2 separate regions of the Homo sapiens genome follow, and region 1 is linked to region 2. Evidence: chromatin loops called from intact Hi-C (ENCODE). Cell type or tissue: mammary epithelial cell. All regions are shown on one strand. Each heading gives the region's core, and the rest is flanking DNA. Links, peaks and the distances in the headings are about the cores only.

The links. Peaks named below come from ENCODE experiments on the same cell type or tissue, not always from the same donor. Only the 100,000 strongest peaks of a DNase experiment are listed, where the experiment ranks them.
Region 1: a loop joins it to region 2, with 3 times the contacts of the local background. A loop is called at or near these places in 2 of 110 quality-filtered maps.

What each region holds. Positions count from the first base shown.
Region 1 is chr14:37,339,420-37,342,332 of GRCh38, reverse strand. The region is part of intron 9 of MIPOL1 (mirror-image polydactyly 1); the gene reads right to left. Among named protein-coding and RNA genes, the nearest start is that of MIPOL1, 140 kb to the right of the region's middle. In mammary epithelial cell, for the core only: a CTCF peak has its summit at 1,749; no DNase peak of the experiment used is centred there.
Region 2 is chr14:37,593,029-37,595,941 of GRCh38, reverse strand. FOXA1 (forkhead box A1) reads left to right here and starts at 693. Exons shown (of 2, transcript NM_004496.5): 1 at 693-1,041. The coding sequence starts at 970. It overlaps TTC6 (tetratricopeptide repeat domain 6), which reads right to left and starts at 313. Exons shown (of 33, transcript NM_001310135.5): 1 at 1-313. RefSeq lists enhancers at 1-384, 1-757. In mammary epithelial cell, for the core only: a CTCF peak has its summit at 1,578 (motif pointing right); DNase peaks (open chromatin) are centred at 1,341 and 1,591; H3K4me3 peaks cover 1,437 bases; H3K27ac peaks cover 1,022 bases; H3K27me3 peaks cover 110 bases.

The sequences.
Region 1 (2,913 bases), core at 325-2,824, 250 kb after region 2:
CTGGAGGGCGATGGCACAATCTCAGCTCACTGCAACCTCCGCCTCCCTCCCAGGCTCAAGCGATTCTCCTGTCTCAGCCTCCCAAATAGCTGGGGGGCACACACCACCGTGCTCAGCTAATTTTTGTATTTTTACTAGAGATGGGGTTTCACCATGTTGCCCAGGCTGGTCTTGAACTTCTGACCTCAGATGATTCACCCGCCTTGGCCTCCCAAAGTGCTGGGATTACAGGCATGAGCCACTCCACCCAGCCAACATGCATATTATTTATGATAGTCAATCAACTCTTGGTGAGAAATAAGTGTGCACCAGGCCCTGTTCCAAATATATGTATTAAATTATTTAATCTTGATGTGTGCCTTATGAGTTAGATATTATTATACCATTTTGAAGAGAAAAAAATCAAAAGGAAAGAATAATAAATAACTCCTCTAAAGTCAAGTAGCTAATAAGCAGGATTCAAATTCAAGCAGTATAAATCAGTTGTCAACAAATTTTTACTGTATGTATACATGTACAATAGCAAAAGGAACTCAAACAGCTAGAACTACAGAAAAAGTTAATGATATTTTAAAATTAGAACTTTGGGCTAGAGATGTTGGCTCACGCCTATAGTCCCAGCATTTTGGGAGGTTGAGGCAGGAGGGATCACGTGAGGCCAGGTATCCAAAACCAGCTTGGGCAACACAGTGAGACCCCATCTAAACTTATAAAAAAAATTTAAAAAATAATATTAGAACTTTGAACAAACAGAGATACAGATATTTTTTAAGTAATACTTAGGTCTGACACAAGGAAATACTTAACAAAGATAAAAAAGGAACTAGCTGATATACAGAATTATTACCTTTTAACCCAGTTCCTTCATTCCTAACAATGTCTATGGTAAACTAATGAAAACAGCCTAAGCAAATATTTCTCACCTTTTAATTTCACATTCTAAGGCTAGCATACTTGCTAAAATCAGAACGCTCTTTTTAGAAATATAAAACAAAAAAATAGCTATAGGCATACTGTAGCTTCATTTTATTACATTTTACAGATATGTTTTCTACATATTGAAGGTTTGTGGCAACCCCGTGTCAAGCAAATCCATTGATGCCATTTTTCCAATAGCATGTGCTCATTGGGTGTGTCTGTGTCACATTTTGGTTAATACTCACGATACAGGAATACATTGCTTAACAATGGAGATACATTATGAGAAATGCATAATTAGGCTATTTTGTTGTTGTGCAAACATGGCATGTACTTATACAAACCTAGATGGTATAGCCTACTGCACATCTAGGCTATATGGTATAGCTACCTGGACAGCATGTTAGTGTACTGAATACTGTAGGCAAGTGTAACACGATGTTAAGTATTTGTGCATCTAAACATAGAAAAGGTATGAAAATATGGTATAACAGATAAAAAATGGTATACCTGTACAGGGCACTTACCATGAATGGAGCTTATAGCACTGGAAGTTACTCTGGGTGAGTGAGTAAGTGAATGTGAAGGCCTAGGACATTTTTGTACACTACTATAGATTTTATAAAAATTGTACACTTAGGCTACACTAAATTTATAAAAAATATGTTTCTGCTTCAATAAAAAATTAATCTTAGTTTACTGTAACTTTTTTTTTTTTTTTGAGACAGGGTCTCTGTCACCAAGGCTGAGTGTGGTGGCATGATCATAGCTCACTGCAGCCTCAATCTCCTTGGCTCAAGCTCCTCCCGAGGCAGGAGCTGGAACTACAGGCACGCACCACCACATCCAACTAATTTCTGCATTTTTTGTAGAGAAGGGGTCTCACTATGTTGCCCAGGCTGGTCTTGAACTCCTGGATGCAAGGGATCGTCCGACTTGGCCTCCCAAAGTGCTAGGATTACAGGAGTAAGCCACTGTGCCTGGCCTACTGTAACTTTTTTACTTCATAAACTTTTAATTTGTTTTAACTATTTGACTATTGTAATAAGCAGCTTAAAACATAAACACATTGTACAAATGTACAAAAATCTTTTCTTTCTTTGTATCTTCTTTCTATAAGCTTTTTCTAGTCTTCAAATTTTTATTTTTGCTATTTAAGCTTTTTTTTAAACAAAGACAAAAACACACACATTAACCTAGGGTCAGGACCAACTACATCACAGCAGCAATACAGTAAAGCAAGGGAGGCCAAATTAAGGAAAGACAAAGTAGTAAGACACCAAGATTTCACACAGGAAAAAGAAAGCACACAAACCAGAGGAAAGAAGATGCAGGAGTAAAGAAAAAATGTATTAAACAGGGAACTTCTGAAATTTTAACCATACCTTATAAGCCAAATTATTATTTTATAGGGGTTTTATTTCAGGTAAGATTACATAGAGTAAAATGCACACATTTTAAGTGTAGAATTGATTGGCTTTTGACAAATTTATAAATCTCTGTTACTACCACCCTAATTAAGATGTAGACTATTTCTACCAGAAAATATCTTGGTACCCCCTCTTAAGCCAGTCTGCACCAATCTCCACAGGCTACTACTATTCTGATTTGTAATAGCATGGGTTATTTCATCTCTTCTTGAACTTCATAAAAAACAATGAAACTTTTAGGTCTGGAATCCTTTGTCTGACTTCAATTCAACATATGTATTACAGATTCATCTATGTTTGTGTGTGTGAGAGACTGTGAGAGCAGTTCATGCTTTTTATGCTAAATAGTATTCCATTTTCATGCTAAATAGTATTCCATTTTATGCATATACCACAATTTGTATATCCATTTTCCTTTTGATAAAATGACTTTCACATCATTTTCAATAGTTGAATATTATAAATCAGCTCCTACAAACATCCTTTAAATGTCTTACAGCATATCTATATTTTCATTTTTCCAAGGTAAAGACCTAGAAATGGAATTGCTAAGTCACAGGGTAGA
Region 2 (2,913 bases), core at 142-2,641:
GCCTAACGTCACTTGGCTCGGCTGACTCAGATGACCCGGTTTCTAGTGACGAAGCAAAAGTGGGGCTTTTTCCCTTTTCTAGTCTGAAGCTCTCAGGAGGAAAGAAAAAAAAAAGTCTGTATTCTCCAGTCTCCCGGGGTTGAACTTTGGGTCAGGAATCAGGAGGGAGGAAGCAAAGAGCAGGAGGGGCGCGAGACTGGGCCGCAGCCCGCGCTCGGAAGGTGGCGTGTACCTCTGGGGAGGGACCCCGGGGTCAGTTATCCCACAAGGTCTCTAAGCCCAGTCTCCGACGCCACCGCCCCCGGCCTTCTCCGGCTGCGAGGTTCCGATCCAGAGCCCTAGCCCGCCCGCCCGCCTGGCCCCGCCTATTTTTTCTTTTTCCAAAGGGGGTTACACCCCCTCCCTCCCCATTTCCCTCTTTCCCTAGCCTCCGGGCCTAAACCAATTACACTGCTTTGCAAACAAAGTGAGGGCCCCGCTTGGGGGAGGGGTCGCGGGGGAGGGGTCGCGCGCAGCGGTGAAGCGGCGGGGCGGGAGGCGCGGCGGCCGGACTGGCGGGCGGCCGCCTTGCAGGTGCACCTCGGGCTTTGTAGGTGCGAGCGTCTTTGTGCGGCGGACAAATGGGGAGAGGACGAGGAGGTGGGCACTCAAGCGACGTAAGATCCACATCAGCTCAACTGCACTTGCCTCGCAGAGGCAGCCCGCTCACTTCCCGCGGAGGCGCTCCCCGGCGCCGCGCTCCGCGGCAGCCGCCTGCCCCCGGCGCTGCCCCCGCCCGCCGCGCCGCCGCCGCCGCCGCGCACGCCGCGCCCCGCAGCTCTGGGCTTCCTCTTCGCCCGGGTGGCGTTGGGCCCGCGCGGGCGCTCGGGTGACTGCAGCTGCTCAGCTCCCCTCCCCCGCCCCGCGCCGCGCGGCCGCCCGTCGCTTCGCACAGGGCTGGATGGTTGTATTGGGCAGGGTGGCTCCAGGATGTTAGGAACTGTGAAGATGGAAGGGCATGAAACCAGCGACTGGAACAGCTACTACGCAGACACGCAGGAGGTGAGAGGCAAGGCGAGGCGGGCGGCCGGTGGGGCGCCGCTGGAGCCCGTGCCGGGGGAGGCCGGGGAGCGGTGGGCGCCAGGCAAGGCAGGCAGGCGGGCCGGGGGCGCCTTCTCGGTGCCACCGCTGCCCGCCCGCCGGTGTGGCCCCGGCCGGGCCTTGGCCGGGCCTGGAAGCGGGACCTGCTGCCCTGCTCTGTCCCGACTCTCGCAGCCGGAGAGGGAGTTTTAGGAAACTCCGGGCTTTGAAAACAGCGGCTCTAGGAAGCGCTTGCCTCTTCCCAGCAGCGAGCGGGAGCAGGAGCCGGGCCCGGGGTGCAGCGGGCGGGCGAGCGCCGGTGCGAGTTGGAAGCAACTCTGAGAAAGCCGGAGCATACCCACAAGGCGACCTCTTCGTCCCACCGTTTAATTCGCAGACGTCTTCTGATTAAAGCGCTCTGCCGCCAAGTTGGGTGTCTCAATAATGAAACGATTTCTAAATTTTGTAAAACTTGTTCTTCAAAAGCCCTATTTGGGGAGAAGTGTGCTCCTTCTCTAAAACCGCTGGGTGGCGCTAGTGCGACCAAAATCTTCTTCACAACTCTGGGCCGAGAACCTGTTTCTCTTCATTGTCCCCTTGGTGGCACGTTCATGGGGGTTATTTTTACAATGTGCACAAAAGGATTACAGGGAAAACCAGTTACAGGGAGGACTACCACCTATTAAAAGTATTTTTCTGGAAACAGCTGGCGATTACCCTCCAAAAGTTTAATTACCATTATTGAAAACGCGTATTGGAACTGCCTTGGATAATCTTGGGAAGAGGGAAAGAAAATAAAGCCCCAAGGTAAAAAATACTTTTAAGACGTGGACAGAAAAATATAGGATCACGTAATATTTTGATGGTAACTGACTTATTTAGATTTATGTATTCACAAGTTTACCTCTGAGTTTATTTGCATACCATAGTTTACTGGGTGTTCCTATTTAAATCTATTTGTTCTCATATTTTCAAATTGAGTCATACTTGCTGATTAAAATAAACTTAAGGACATCATTATTCCTTATTAAATTACCAGAGGAGTGCTTTTTAATATGCCTAGGTTTTGTATGTTTAAAATACTGTACCTAATGCATTCCCACATCGCTATTGATAAGGATTTTCGCTTGTTGATGATTTTAAAAGGAGCTCAGAGGTCTTCCAGAGATTTAATTCTGACGCAGTCATCTCGACCCCACCATTCAATTAAGACCCCTAGCGAAAGTACTTTCTTACATGTTAAAGCTGAGAATTAGGAAATACAATAGCATTAAGAGAAAATAAGTAGAATTTGATTTTCGAATTTTAAATTATTCAAGACTACTCACGGAATCTCAAAGCCAGGCGTTGAAATCATCGGCAGCAACATCAGCATGTGAAAAAAAAAAAAGATTTATTTTGACAAACTGTGTCACCAAATTTTTCAAACAGGGGACTGTAAAGTGGTGACAAAATTAATGCGAGTTTCTAAATAGCTTGCAAAGGTGTACATGTAAAGTCATGTTAAAATAAAATGCATATAGCACTTTGAGATTATTATAGCACCCCCTCCCAGCCCTTTCTGTTATGGATCTACTTTTAGTTTTATTTTTCCAAAACTTATTTAACTCTGAGTTTGCTTCCCTTTTAACATTACAGTTGCTACAAGCAGGTAGAAAACACTACTTCTAAATACAATAAACAACAAAAAGTCACCATAGGCAAAAACCCCTAGGACAATAAAGCCACTTGTTGGGAAACAGATGATTCAGGGGGTCCCATGTCCATAGGTGATTTGCTCTATCAACGATTTCCCCCCAAAGGGCGCTTTGCCGAGGCTGGTTGGGGTGGAGACTTGGGATACCGCCTGGCGTG